Linked DNA regions of Homo sapiens: region 2 is linked to region 1. The links are chromatin loops, found by intact Hi-C in ENCODE. Cell type or tissue: breast epithelium. All regions are shown on one strand.

Region 1 (8,000 bases):
TAAGTAAATATATCATTTTGAATCATTTTAATCAAAGTATACATAAAATTGTGTTTTACCATTACACTTATTATTTTCAATCACTAAATGTTTCTACCTGGGATTTGTCTTTAGCCTTCTTAATTGCTGTGAGATATTCCATTACATTGTTGCACTGTAATTTATGTAACCTTGCTCCCATTCATGTGCATTTAGGTTACTTTTTGTTTTCACCTTTGTAAATTACACTGATGCCTATATTTAACTTGTTCCTCTCTAAAAATCATTCTCCTGTAGTAATTCTTAGAACTGCTGTGCGGTGGTAAAAGTATATGAAAATATTTATGACTCCTGGTAAGCATTGCTAAACAGGCCTCCAAAATAAGTGTGCCTGTTCCATCACAAATGTCACCAACACTGGGTTCTTATAATGCCTTTGTTTTAATTTTTGTTTGGCAGGAATAAAATATAGGCTCTGCCTTCCATCTATGTCTCAAGTTGTCTGTACTATACCATGCAGCTACAATTTATCCAGTGCTTGCTTTATGTGTTCAATGTGACAAATTTTTTTTTTCAGAGATTTTTAGAGATGTGCAAAGTTTTTATTATCATTTCCATTTTGAATGTTAAGGAAGCCGATGCTCAGAGACTCTGAGTAGTGAAGGAGTCTGGGCAAGTCTGGAGTAGATTTAAAATAAAGATACTAATGTTTTAAACAGAGAAGCACACATTTTCCCCTTTACAGTTCACACCCTGAGAAGTTAATAATTGTATTAATTTAGAAAGAAAATACTTAGAGAAGGTAATCATGCATAAGGCACTGGAGTAGTTGCTTGGGTAATTGAAAAAGAGTAACATAGTCCTTTGGCGGGAGTGGGATAATTTATGTGCACAACACATACTTGCTCACATTCATTGCAACAAGATGGTAATTCCTATTAACATCTCTGAGACTTATGTAGGAATCCAAAATATTAACTGACCTTGTGCTATGTGCAAGCCACTGTTTTCCATGGTAGGAATGTTCAAGGTGGATAAGATGCCCTCCCTAGAAGAGGATGTAGGAAGGAAAGAGCAATACTATGTGCCTAGCATCATGTCAGGCCAGGAGCTTTCCTGAAGCCCTCTGTCCGTGAAAAACAGAAATCCAGGTAAATTCACATCAGAAGGATCCACAGACCCATGGGCTTATATCTAGCTGGAGGTAATGGAGTCAGTTCTTGGAATAAGAGAGCCTTGAGCTGGTCTTTAAGCAAGAGGAAGCACCTGGCTTTGCAGAGATGAGGGATAAGAGCAGACATCAAGCTGGGGAGGTGCAGAAGCCCAGGTATTAGTTTTGCAAGGAGCTTCCAGAATTTCCACTCTGGACATGCCTCTCTTCCTAAAGCAGATGCAGTCAGTTTTCCATAATGCCAGTCACCTAGCCAGCACCATGCCAGCTCTCAGGGCAATGCTGAATTAAGTGCTGTTGTCTGGGCCTCCAAGGAGCTTAACTGATGCAGAAGAACTAATTGGGGAAGAAGATAAAGCAGGATACAATTAAGTGCTAATTGGATGGGCCTGACTCTCAGTCAGCTTTCCCAAACTTGCCAGATGATAAAAAACCCCTGAGGCTCTTAGCTAGAGATTCCCAGGCCCACCCCCTCCAGCCCCCACCCCCACACCCGGAGATTTCCATTCCCATTCTGTAGGTCTGGGGAGGCGGTTGGCTTCCCAGGAGCCTCAGGGAGCCACATCTTCAGTTATGGGACTACGTGCACCTCTGAAGGCAACGGTTCTCAAATGGCTACAGGACCAGCCATAAAACCATAGTCACCAGGGACCGTTGGTGAACCACACACAGATGTTTGTTCCCCACCCCAGAACGTCTGCCAAACAGTCCCTGGTAATGTACATGCACCCTGAAGTTTGAGAACTACTGCTCTCAACATCTGGTGTGCTCCTGGGAAAGCAAGCACACCAAGGCAGAGTAGAATAGACACAGCTGTGGGGGCTCCAGCTCCTTCCTCCTGGGGCAATACCCGGCCTCTCTGAACCTGTTATCTCATCGATAAAATGGAGGAAATGATTCCAACCTTACAGAGTTGCTGGAATGTAGACTAAAATGATGAATGTTTAAGTTCTAATATTGTGCAAATACTCAGGTACCGGAGGGCATGAGTAGATAGAGGAGAGCTTCCTGAAAGGGGGGGCTTGAGATGGTCTTGAAGGTGTGTAATATTTTAGCAAGAAAAAGGGGGTACATGGGGCATTCCCCAGGCAGGGAGTGCAGGGAGCCACAGCTGAAGCAAAGATCTGGGATTAGAAATGAGCAGAGGATGTTCCAGGCATAGGGAAGGAAAAAAGAATGTTTGAAGTAGTAAGAAATGAAACAGGATCATGAAGATGAGACCAGGAAAACTGATGTTGGTGGTGGTGGTGGTGGTGATGATGATGATCATGACAGTAATTCCCAAAGACCCAACACATTATGATGATTATAATGGTGATTCCCAAAGACCCAACATGTTATGAACAGAAAATTAGGATACTGGAAAAGAGCCGTGTTGCATAGCATCTTGCTAAGGCCCATGGAGATGTGCTGTGGATGCTGCAGGTGGAAGTTCTTGCTACGTGCCAGTATTATCTCCAAGGACAGGCAGCCAAGCCCAGAGGAGACAGCTATTTGACTGATCCTTTCCTTCTTGGTTTCAGTTCAGGTTGGCTACATGTGTTCATCTTTCTTGAACTGTGCTTTCTTCTTAGGTTCAAATGACAGCCCAAGGAAGCATTCACTGGGAAGTCTGCAAGCCCATGTTCCTAAGAGTGCTCACCTATCAGCCTCCTTGGGGCTGTACCCACCTGAGCAGAAGCTTTCTTGCCCACTTGATTTCATACAAGATGTAAGCCTGTCACTTACATGGTGCCTTTCTGCTTACCAACTAAAGCCTCCCTTTTATCATCTTCTTCATCAGTCTGGGGACAAGAATGTGGATGGTGGCTATTTTGTCCTCTTCTTGACAGAGGTAGAGACAGAAGGTGCTTGGAGGAAATGACTCCAAGACACAGCAAGAAACTGAATCACAGAAATCTTGTTAGAATTCAAGTCTTTAGTTCCGAATGGCCCCAAAGCCAGCTTCAGTATCTGCCCAGCCTGTGATTTTTAAAAATCCCCTAGACTCTGAGCTCCATGAGGGCAGAGATTTCCAACAATTTTGACAACTGCTGTGGCCCCAGCATGTAAAGTGATTTCAAGCACATAATAGGCACTCAATCAATTTTATTTATTCTCTGTTACTTTCCAGCAAAGTGACCTTATACTGAGTCCCACCAGCAGTATTCCCTGTATTCTTTGTCAGGAGTATTTTTCTATCAGTTCCAAGGGCTAGAAATAATGTTTCCACCCTCACTTTGTACCTGTGTGGCTTAGAGGCATTCTACACATTAATATGGCCAGGAAGTCCCTCATCGTCTGCCACCTCATCTCTGTGTGAAGCCAGTCCACACTGCCAGAAATAACATTCAAGTTCCTCTGTGATGGCATTGGACTGAGAAACCCTGGAAGGGGCCCATCCTGCCCTGTGCATCCCATCTGCCTTCCTGGGCTTTGAAAGAGCTCCATTCAGATGGGAAATTGGGAGACTGGGAACTCTATTTCATGTTATTAATATCGAAGCTACACTCAATAACCCCGACCCTGGCTTCTGGTTTGCGCATGTTTGCTTTTTAATATATTTTTGCACAACTGGCTTTAAAACAAATGGGTTTGGGTTTGACAATGAACCTAATCTCAGCACAAGAACTCAGGAATGTCTGCAGGCTGTTTCAGGAGAGAGAGAGAAAGACGGAGCTGTATCTATGGGCAATCCCAGCCTGCCTTTTGTTACTTCCTGATTTTAGAAAGGAAGAGACGGTCCTAGCAGGTACTGCCTCTTTGATGCCCAGAGGAGAGACAGAGTGAAGCCAGGTTCCTGCTCTTGGGCACCACTTCCCTGACCATTGAGCAAACACCATTCTTGCAGTCAGCATGGGATGAGCGGAGATGGGCTTGGCACGAGAAGAGGAGCTCAGAGGTCCCTTCCCTAGTGCAGGAGCCTCACTGAACCAGGGATCTCTAGGCTCTGCCCCAACCAACACAGGCTGGCTCATGTAGAGGCTTCATCCCTCTCCCTAGACCTAGCAGAACTGACACTTAGAACTCATTACATGAATTCTGGGAAGAACTGAGAGCAGTTAAGGAACTTCATTTTAAACATGAATAACCTGGAATAGAGAGGTAAAGGGATTCCTCCAAGGGCTCACAGCCAGGGCCCCAGCTCACAACCTAGAGCCAACAGCACAGCGCCAGTGTCTCTTTCCACAGAATGCAGTTATTAAAGCCCCTGTTAAGGTGTTATCAGGGAAAATGGAACACAATGATGTTGGAAATTAGGCATGTATTTCATATTTTGAAAAGGGCAGGTGAACTTTGCCAGCTTGCAGCACCCTAGAGAGCACTGAGGGGAAATCCACGTGTCCTCCCAGCAAGGAGAATGCAGTGGTTCCCAAGGACAGAAGCTTGGCCCTCCCTGAAGGGAAAGGCCATTTCCCATTAATACCAGATTGGAGCTTTGATGACGTGCTCATCAGGATCTGATAAGCTTATAGCCTTGAGAGACTTCCTGAAAGGAGGGGTTTAATTAAAAGAGGCAATGCACAGAATTCAAGAGGCTGTGTTGTACACTGAGTTTGAAGGGTCCCCCTGTGTGTTCTCAGGAGAAGCTGGTTTCCTGGTGGTGGAAGCTGACACAGAGGGAGAGGGAAAGGAGGGAGGGAGGAGGAAAGGGACAAAAAGGGACAGAGGAAGGGAGAGAAGAGGAGAGGAGAAGAGGAGAAAGGAGAAGTGAGGAGGGAGGGACAGGAGAGGGGAAGAGAAAAGCATTCAGGTCCATATTCTTTCCGAGCCAAAGCCCCGTTGAGAATTTACTTCCTGCTAAAGGTGAAGAGCCAGTAAACAAAATTTTCTTTTCTAGAATCATCGATTCACTTAACATGCAACTACTGAGTGCCCACTGCATACTTGACCTGGTGCTGGGCTTTAAGGATACAGGAGGGTTAAGATGACCATGCACAGATCTATCTTTCTCAGACTCCCTTGCCGCCGGAGGTCCAGATGCGACTTTCTTTTTTCTGCTCGTCACATGCATGGAGCCGGAATTAAGCCAGGGGATAGGCAGGCTGCAGGGCAGCATCAACATTGCTGGTGTGGACCAGGACCAAGGTGGCTGCAGAGGCTCCATCAGTAGGGATGACTTCCTGACTCCACGGGCAGCTTCCCACATCCACAGTTTTCTGACTCTGGCAGAGGCAGCAGAATCACTGGGGCATCAGTTCTGGAGTAGGCAACAGACATTGTCAGCATCCTATCAGTCGCATCGTATCCCGAGGTGCTGGAAAATGTTTAATCATCATGTTTTTGAAGGGGAGACAAATCCCTGATGGCACATACCCATTTCCATGGTGTAAATATTCCCCCAGATGGCTGATGTACACAGGCAACATACTGTATTTTCACCATATAAATATGATAGATGGAAATAACCTCAAGACCATGCAGAATGACAAAGAGTAGTAAAATAATTCGATGAGATTTGAGCATTTGTTACCTTTGTCCTCCATATAATTTATTTAATTACAAGCTTGTAAAATGTAATTTTTAATAATGACTATGTTTAACAACCAGCTAGCAAAAAGTGTTGAAAAGCTGACAATCAGCCCTTGGGAGCCCGTGTGAGCTGACTCCAGCACATCACTGATTCCAGCCCACCCTGGAGGTCACTGGCAGGCATTTCCTTCTGTTCCAAAGCCTTCTGCGACTCTCTGCCTAATGGTGTTCTCTGGCTGCAGCGGCACGATGGGCCCACACCAGGGGCACTCCAAAGTGCCAGAGAATTAATGCCCAGAAGAGACTCCACCAATGCAGGCATGGAAGGTGGTGAATAAATATGCAGCCCCACACTCTAAATGTGCAATGGTACATTTTTGAAATGTGTTCCTCAGTTTCTCAGACAGCCCTGTGGGGATTGTGGCCCAGGTACCCACAGAAATCACCTACTCATTAATGAACCTTTTTTTGGTTTTCCTCCCTTTTCTGTCTCACTTCCCCACTCCCTCCCTGTGCCTCCTGCTACCATTCCCCCAGTAAACTACTTGCACCCCAATGCTTGTCTCAGAGTCTGGTTTGGGAAACTAAGGCAGGGTAGAATTCATTCTACAATTGAAGCAAAGCACCCAATACAGGCTAGGCACCGAAAACAAGAGTATACTCAAATATATTATTTATGTATTTATTTATTTATTCATTCATTCATTTATTTTGTCACCCAGGCTGGAGGGCAATGGCGTGATCTCGGCTCACTGCAACCTCCGCCTCCCAGGTTCAAGCAATTCTCCTGCCTCAGCCTCCCAAGTAGCTGGGATTACAGGTGCCTGCCACCACACTTGGCTAATTTTTTTGTATCTTTAGTAGAGACAGGGTTTCACCATGTTGGCCAGGCTGGTTGTGAACTCCTGACCTCAGGTGATCCACCTACCTCGGCCTCCCAAAGTGTTGGGATTACAGGTGTGAGCCACTGCGCCATCCTAATACTTCCTATTTTCCTATTTTTCTATGCACAAATATTTATGGGGCATGGCAGTTACAGAGTGCCTTGTTTTGAGTTCGTTGTGTCTGGTACTCACTCTGTGTGCTGCATCTCACTTCATCATTATGACAAGGTGTGCAGACAAGGAAGAATGTTCCTCTGGGCTGCTTACTGATAAGAATCACACAGTGTAAGCCTTTCAAGGGAACTTAGAGATCTCTTGATCTAGGGCCCTTATTTTTCAATTAAGGAAAGTGACACATGAGGAGAGGAAGAGTTTCTCCACTGGTCACTTTGAAAATCAGCAGCAGCCGTGGAATTAGAAACGGGTCTCTTGATTACCAGTGGAGGTCCCTGTCCACTGCAGCCAGTGTGGCCTCCAAGCCCAGAGACATTCTCCTTGGAAGGGTATGAAGAGTCCATGTGCTTTCCAGATACACCTGATCCCCCTTCCCCAGTGCTGTGAAATTGTCTCAGCCCAGGGGTTTGCTAAGTGACAATTCCCTGAGCCCTGTTAGAAATTCGAAAGCCAGAATCACAACTGATAGTAAGACTGGGTGCAGTGGGAGCCCCAGGACCATCAGAAGTCAACTCTGAATCAACAGCTCACAGAGAAGCCGCATGTGGTCTCCAAAGGAGTGAGACCCATGAAATTATGTCAAAGAGGGGCTTCCACCCTCTGAGCCTTAGACTCACTGACTGTATTAGTCAGGGCTTTCTAGAGGGACAGAATAGGATATATGTATGTATCAACGGGAGATTAGTAAACAGAATTGACTGACACAATCACAAGGCAAAGTCCCACGATAGGCTGTCTATAAGCTGAGAGGCAAGGAAGCCAGTGGTGGATCCCCAAACCTCAAAAGTAGGGAAACCGAGTCCCCAAACCTCAAAAGTAGGGAAGCCAACAGTGGAGCCTTCAATCTGTGGCCAAAGGCCCAAGAGACCCTGGCAAACCACTGGTGTGAGTCTAAAAGCTGAAGAACTTGGAGTCTGATGTTTGAGGGCAGGATGCATTCACCATGGGAGAAAGATGAAAGCCAGAAGACTCAGCAAGTCTGCTGTTTCCAACTTCTTCCACCTGCTTTATTCTAGCTGTGCTGGCAGCTGATTAGATGGTGCCCACCCAAATTGAGGGTGGGTCTGCCTCTCCCAGTCCATTGACCCAAATATTAATCTCTTTTGGCAACACCCTCACAGACTCACCCAGGAATAATATTTTGCATTCTTCAACTCAATCAAGTTGACACTCCATATTGACTCCCTCAGGGAATCCACCCTAGGGCACCATGCTTACACCTCAGTCGAGGCACCTGGGACAGGCTTCCTAACCATGACCAAAGTCTATGACAAGACAGGGAAAGGGCCCTGAGGTTATCTCACCACCTGGGTAGAAATTTGCCAGTTATCACTTCACCC
Region 2 (8,000 bases), 55 kb before region 1:
AAATTACTGTGTAAAAGCTGAACCAAAATGTCAGACTCTGAGAAGCCAGCGGATCAGTTAAATGTCCCTTTTTTCATGTGTTGAGTGTCTTAATCTGGATGTGCCACTGTAACAAAATACCCCAAGACTGGGTAATTTATAATAATTTAAAAGGACTGATTTCTAACACAATAATAATAGAAAAAAATGGAATAATAGAAATGTCTTATTTATTTCTATGACTAAGTTGAAGATCAAGGTGCTGGCAGGTTCCATGTCTGGTGAGGACCAGGACTCTGCTTCCAAGATGGGGCCTTAAGCACCATGTCCTCATGTGACAGAGGAAATAGAAGAAGATGAACCCACTCCTTCAGTCTCCTTTATAAGGGCCCTAATCCTATCTCGGAGTTCTGCTCTCATGATTTCACTGCCTCCTAAAGGCCCCCCTCTCAATGCTACCACACTGGCAGTTGAGTTTCCACATACAAAATTTTGGGGACACACTCAGACCATAGTGCTCGGTTTCTCAGAAGTAAGTTCCAGCCCATCATGGGAAAGTGCAAATAGATACATTCTATTATTAGAGTTTCCAGATAACCCAACTTCAGCGGGCTTGTGGCAGGCCAGCGTCTATATGCATACTTACTCAGTGGGTCGGCAGAGGAGAAGAAACCCATCGCCTCCTTTACAATAGAACTGTATACCTGGGAAACCATGTCCCTGGCTGTGAGTGAGCTTATCAACTTCTGCTGGGTTAACTGGCATTTCAGGACTCCCTCTTCTCAGCTAACATCCTCATTGTCTGGGATCATAGGAAACAAAATTGAGAAAGAATTGTGTCACTAAGAATTGGGATTGGAAATAGGGTTAAGTCTTGAGTGGATGATAGAATTTTATAAAATAGTCACTATTTGAGTGATGAGTACTTAAAGCTCAAACTCCACCATTGTGCAATATATCCATGTAACCTGCATGTGTGCTTCTGAATCTAAAATAAATTGTTTTACAAAGAAGGTTTGGGGTTTAAATACATTTACATATGTTTTGGCTGGAAGACATATGTTTTTTGAGAGTCAGAATTAAGTGTGAGGATGATTTTAAATTGAGAATAAAGGAGAATGATGGCATTGAGGATAAAATATAGCATTATTTAAAATAGCCCAGTATCATAGAAAGAACATGGATTTTTTTTAATAAGGCAAATCTACTTTTGCAATTCTGTGCCATCTCTTAATACTTATGTAACCATGTGCCAGTCACCAAAACTCTCAGTCTCAGTTTCTTCATCTGCAAGATGGGAATAATAGTGTCTACTCTGTGCTTTCTGAACATTTTTACATTTATCCAGGAAAAATAGACAGATGATAAATTAGATCAGTCCCTCCCCACCTCACAGGGACATTTGGCATTGTTTGGAGATATTTGTGATTGTCACAACTTGGAAGGGGGGAATATTGCTCCCAAAATCTAGTAGATAGAGGCCCAGGATGCTGCTGTATACCCTAAAATACACAGGACGGTATCCCCCACCCCTAGAATTATTCAGTTCAAAATGCCAGTAGTACTGACACCTGACACTGATACTGAAAAACTCTAGATTAGATCTAGGTAGGTAGATGATACAAGATACATAAATAGCAAATGGAGAAGTTGATGATTTATGTCTTATATCTCCATCATATTTATGCTTCCATCATATATATGTGTGTGTGTGTGTGTGTGTGTGTGTGTATTTATCATGGACATTAGTTGATGGCTAGATAGATGAGAGACAATTCTTACATGAGACACGCTAGGCATCAATAAATGGAAGTGATTTTAAAATTAAACCTAAAAACAGGATTAATACCATGAGGGTTGGGATAAAATAAAGGAAGTTGCTAAAGGTGAAATAATAATCTTAGAAGTGAAACTGTGCCAGCCATCATGCTAAGTGCTGTGTATTCTTATAGCATTGTAGATTGGTGTTCATTCAAGTCTAAGACTAGGATTCATGATAGATCTATGGTTCGGGCTAAGGTGGGGATTAAGGGTAGAGCTGTGAGACAACCCTGTCAGTAGACATTTTTTCCAAAGAGCAACCAAAGCCCAGCAATTGTATGGACAGAGGCAAACAGCCCAGCTACCATCCAGTCCGAGTTCCTGCAGTTCAAGGAGGGGACAGAATTCATGTGACATTTACAAGTCAGGAAGGCCCACTCTACAATTTCCCACTTACCCAGGCGTTTGCAACTGAGACATCTGGAGCACGTCGATGACCAAGGTCCATCCCATGTTTGTATCCATTTCCTGGAGGAAGAAGCAGAAGTAAACTGGAATGATTTGAGTTTCATGTGAAGGGAGAATGCCGTGCATTCCAGTACTGAACAAATTTTGAGAAACGACGCCGTTTGTTCACTTTGTATTGAAGAGGATAGGAAGTTTATGAGGTTCAAGATAATGCCTCTACCCTGCATCAATCCACAGGAGTGACGAGCATCTTCAGAATGCAAGAGAACAGGGTATTTGAACCAGTATTGGGAGTGTCAGCTGTCTGGTCGCATCTTACTCTCAGAAGGTAGGTCAGCAAAATCACACCAAAATTTCAAGACAGTTCTGTAATGTCATAGTACATAAGAATAAAGAAACTTAAAACATTGCGTGGTATCCTGGCTGGAGAAAGACTGCTTGTAGGGAGACCCCCTGAAACTATTGCTACGGAATAAAAGATGAACTGCTCCTGATTACTGTAAATAAAAAGTTGCATGCAGGATTGTGTAAAGACAATGCCAGGTTGGACTGCCAGAATGAGCCAACAGCGTGTGATGTGCTTCCCCCTGCAGAAAGCCTATGAATGGACGTGCAGTCAGGGAGGTTTCACATCACCAAGATTCCTATCCCAGAAAAGCAGATGTTCATAGCTCTGGGAATGGAATGCGACCCTTGTGGAAAGCCTATAAACGGATGCATGGGGAGCGCCTGTCCATATGGATAAGATAGGGCTATAAACACCCTCATCTTGCCGCGGCTCTTCTAGGCCTCTTTAGGGTTAAAGCATACTCCCTTCTGAGAATTTCTGGTCTAACCAGTTGTCTAGCTTCATGTCCTGTTTCCATGGATTGTTTGTAACCAGCTTTTGTTACAATTGTTACTGCTGATTAATATCTTGCTAATCATAGGTTACGGAAAGACTGTGCTTCTGTTCTAAGGCTCTGTTAGAAATTACTGACGCACACACTATATTGTAAATTGTTATCTCTGTATACTGTACTTCTACATACAAATGTACTGTACTTCTTCATACAAATGTTATGTTAAAGAATTACTTCATCCCCATGTGACCATCTCACCTCATAATCAAATGACCCTAAATCCCTCACTGACCTACCCCCGCCCTCACTAAACTTAATAATAAATGCTGGTATACCCAGTGCATTGTTGGCACCGCGGGACCAGAAGGCAGTGACCCACCTGGACCCAGCTTTCACTGTCTTGTGTGTGTCTATTATTTCTCAACCTGCCGATCCACCTAGGAGCAGAGAGAGAGCCCCGTTGCATTGCAGGCTGCTGGCCAGATCCCGCAATAGCTGCTCAAACAGAAGGCAGGTTGTCTGAATGGAGCATGGTGAAGAGGGAAGGAAACAGACTTGGCAGTCATTCACCTGCAGTGTCCTTGTCAAGACTCACTAAATCCGGGAAGCAGCTAAGTGGTCCATAAAGGGCCGTCTCTGGTAAAAGGCTGGTTTGTTCACAGGCTTCTTGTGTGGCTGGTGTGAAACATCCCTTACTCTGTGCTCTTCCTCCATACCCAGAAAGTGAGCCACAGATGACCATCTCCCAAATACTCAGTGCAGAAAGTGGAGGTCCTTGTAGGATGGCACGAGCATTTTTGTTCCTGGGAAGGTAGGTTTCTTTATAGCAATTTATGAGGTGGAATTTGGTTTACATTTCAGTCTCTTGAATCTGGTTTCTGGTGCAGTCCCTCATGGGCTAGATCTTCTCTGAATGTTCAGCCAAAATATCTTGGTGACAAAAGGAGAAGACGAATTCTGAATCATAATGACCTCGCTGTCATACCCCTATAGAGGGACCCTCAAAATTCACACACAAAAAAATAAAAATAATCACAATTCCATCTTAGAACATTTCTCAGTTTAAGATATTGTGCTCGTTTGTAATTAATGTCTGTTCCCATCCTCTGGAAGTTGCAGAGAATCACTAATCTCTTTTCTGTCTCTATAGATTTGCCCTTTCTGAACATTTTGTATAAGTGGAATGATATATTAGATAGTCTTCTGCATCTGGTTTTTCTCAGTTAGCATAATGTTTTTAGAGATTCATCCATGTTGTAACATACATCAGTACTTCATTTCTTTATATGCCCAAATAATATTCCATTTTACAAATACACCATATTTTGTTTGCCCATTCACTTGTTGAAGTATATTTGTGTTGTTTACCCTTTTTGGCTATAGTAAATAATGCTGCTATGAACTTTTACGTACAAGTATTTTGAACATATGTTTTTGGGTTTTTTTCTTTTTTAATTTTTTATTTCCATAGTTTTTTGGAGACAGGTGGTATTTGGTTACATGAGTAAGTTCTTTAGTGGTGATTTGTGAGATTTTGGTGCACGCATCAACTGAGCAGTATGCACTGAACACAATTTGTAGTCTTTTACCCCTCACCCCCCTACCACCCTTTCCCCAAAGTCCCCAAAGTCCATTGTATCAGCCCAAATGTCCATCAATCAACAAGTGGATAAAGAAATTGTGGTATATATACATACAATGGAATAATACTCAGCCATAAAAAGGAATGAATTAATGACATTTGCAGCAACCTGAATGGACAGAAGACTATTATTCTATGTGAAGTCACTCAGGAATGGAAAACCAAACATTGTATGTTCTCACTCGTAAGTGGGAGCTAAGCTGTGAGGATGCAAAGTCATATAAACAAATGTTTTTATTTATCTTGGGTAGATACCTAGGAGTGGAATTGCTAGATCACTTGGTAAATTTGTTTCCACTGGTGGGGTCTTGACCAGCCACAGATCCAGCCTCCTCCTCAGCATTGGACAGGGTTATAATGGGATAGCAAGAACCTACCTGCTACATGTCTACATCATTCGTTACTTGGGAGATTTCCTATTAAAACATTTGAAATTCCACCCACCTTTAAATGGAGGACAGCCTTTTAGTCACTACCTGAGTATGTGATTTCAATAAGATGATCTTCTAAAATACAAAAGATGAGAAAGTATCTTGGAGAGGTGACAACATGAAAGATGATAATGTGATATTACTGCCATCATTAGGATTATTCACTTGTCATCTGAGACTTAAAGTGATGGTGATTTCAGCTTTGTCTGGTAGGATCAGGGAACAGCTAAGATCTAATTCAAAGATCCCTTGACTCTGATGTTTGTTCCCACCACTTCCACTTCCTAGTTATGGGAATTTCTGCAAAGTGATTTGCCTCCCCAAGCTTTAGATGCTTCCCTTACAAAATGGGGCCACCAACATCATTTCTCAGGGTTTCCACAGGATTAAATAAATGGCAGCACGTTGAATCCAGTCCCTTGGGCTATTGGGTAGGTGTTACCAAACCCTAATTTCTTTTCCTTTTTTTTTTTGTTTTTTTTTTTTTTGTGACAGAGTCTTGCTCTGTCACTCAGGCTGGAGTGCAGTGCTCTTATCTTGGCTCACTGCAGCCTCAACTTCTCTGGGCTCAAGTGATCTTCCCTCCTCAGCCTCACAAGTAGCTGGGGCTATAGGCATGCACCACCATGCTCAGCTAATTTTGTTTATTATTTGTAGAGACAAGGTCTCACTATGTTGCACAGGCTGGTTTTGAACTCCTGGACTCAAGCAATCCTCTCACCTTGGCCTCCCAAAGTGCTGGGATTATAGGCATGAGCCACTGCGTCCAGCCTGGACCCTAATTTCAATGTAGGAAGGTTGTATATCTCAAGGGAAACCTCAAAGAACCAAAATGTGCTGGAGAATAGGCTGCTTGATTTTGTTCTCTTGTTTTTTTATTTTACTTGGGATTTATTTGTATAGAATTTTGATATTTTTCTTTTAAATAGAAATACCAACAAAAATAATAGGACAACACATTGATATGGCCCTTTTTAAAGGTGCATTCATATTGATGATATCATTTAGTCTATTACATCTTGTGACTCTTAAGTCTCGTGGCTCACTAAAATTACGTGGGGAGCATTTAGTAACAGTCAGTGCCTGGGCACCAACCCCAGAGGCTCTGATTCAATGGATCTGGGGAGGAGCTCAGGAGTCTGAATTTTTTTTACATCTCTGGTTATTCCCATGTAAAACCAGAGCTCAGATCTGTTGCAATGGGCTGTGGAAGATAAGGCAGAGGCTGCCTTCTCTAGTGTTCAGTTAGGAAGCTGGGAGAAAGGTTAAAGGGCTGCCCATCAGGATTTGAATCCAGGTCTCTCAACTGAGTCCAGTGCTCTGTTTCCTACACCGCATTTTCTAGGGATAAAATTGAACTAAAACGGAGGAGGTCCTGGAGTAGAGAAAGGACAATATTAAGTCCCCTTGGAAGAAATGTACCAATGGGTGGCAATAATACATTCACCCAGAATAACTCCACAGGAGGGCCTTATCCCGCCTCGCCTTGCATATGTTGAAACCAGGGCATGGTTTCCTATAAAAATGCTTACTGTGCAGAAGTTCAGTGAGAGGTAGGGATTCTAAGGGGACAGATAAATCTATGAGCAAGACCAGTGAGTTGGTAAAACACCCAGCTCAGCAGTTCAGAGCCAAAAATAGAAAGGCTTTGTAAGCAGGTAGGTATCTTTATTATGGTAATCAACTCTGGGCCTAAGAAACAATGAGGCCATCAGAGTTCCTGGGATGCTCCATAAAGGTGGTAGTAGTGGGTGTCCTGGTAAGCACAGAAATCTGTGATCTGGCGTACAGCACTCAAGTGGGGCTACCAACTTCAGGCCTCTCTGCATCCAGGGCCACCAACTTCAGGCCTCTCCGCACCCAAGACCTGGCTAAGTTTTAGCCCACCAGTGAATCAATGTGAATTGATAGGGAAAATGCTAAACTGGAAGAAATACACTAAAAAAAAATCATAAAATTTGAGAACAAAATGGAATTCAGATTATCAAGTTAAAGCCCTCATTTTACAGATTAAAGAAAATGAAGCTCGGGGTAGAGAAATGATTTGCTTCAAGGCTACAGAGCTAAGTGGAGTGGCAGATCCAAGAGCCTCCCTGCTTGGTGGTTCTTCTGCCATTAAAAACCAACCAAACAAGAAACCATGGGCAAAACACAGGCACACCCTGAATACTGTCAGGAGGAGACGGTCTTCATTCTCTCTTGTGGTGCCCTTCCCTCTTCCTGAGGAGTGAGCCGTCACTTTGGCTTCTACTCTATGTTAAGGGGATCAAGGGACATCATGGAAATATGGACTCTGGCCCTGGCTTTGCTGTGTGTCTTGGGGCAAGTCACTTTACTTTTCTGGGTCTCACATCTCCATAGGCAAAATGCTGAGTGTGAAAAAATAATTCTAATGATACACTACCTGATTTACTCTCTAAACCAGGGATTGGCAAACTAAGGACCAACTCTGGCCCACCACCTGTGTTTGTAAATAAAGTTTTATTGGAACACAGCCACACCCAGTCTTTAATATATTGTCTAGGGTTGCTTTCATGCCATAATGGCAGAGTTGGGTAGATGCAACAGAGACCACCTTATGCCCCACCAAGCTGAGCATATCCACTATCTGGCCCTTTACAGAAATGTTTGCTCATCTCTATAAAAGAACAATCTATCTACTACCTCTGAGATACACACAGACACACACACACACACACACACACACACTCCTACCACATATTAATATATATCCTGGACCATGTAATGTTGCTGCTTCTGTATTTGCTTTTAGTAGGAAAATGTTTCAAACATATAGCTAAATGCAGAACCAAATTCAATGAATGATATTTATAGCCCTCTAGGTTTAACAGATATGATTAATATTCAGTCAGATTG

Evidence for each region. Peaks named below come from ENCODE experiments on the same cell type or tissue, not always from the same donor. Only the 100,000 strongest peaks of a DNase experiment are listed, where the experiment ranks them.
Region 2: it touches region 1 in a loop (24-fold over the local background); 1 of 110 quality-filtered maps calls a loop at or near these places.

Annotation. Positions count from the first base shown.
Region 1 is chr16:65,865,971-65,873,970 of GRCh38, forward strand. No RefSeq gene overlaps it. Among named protein-coding and RNA genes, the nearest start is that of LINC00922, 290 kb to the left of the region's middle. In breast epithelium, no CTCF peak of the experiment used is centred here; no DNase peak of the experiment used is centred here.
Region 2 is chr16:65,810,509-65,818,508 of GRCh38, forward strand. LOC107984823 (a long non-coding RNA gene) reads right to left here and starts at 2,813. Exons shown (of 3, transcript XR_001752334.2): 1 at 2,198-2,813; 2 at 626-781. RefSeq lists an enhancer at 6,511-7,120. In breast epithelium, no CTCF peak of the experiment used is centred here; a DNase peak (open chromatin) is centred at 3,533.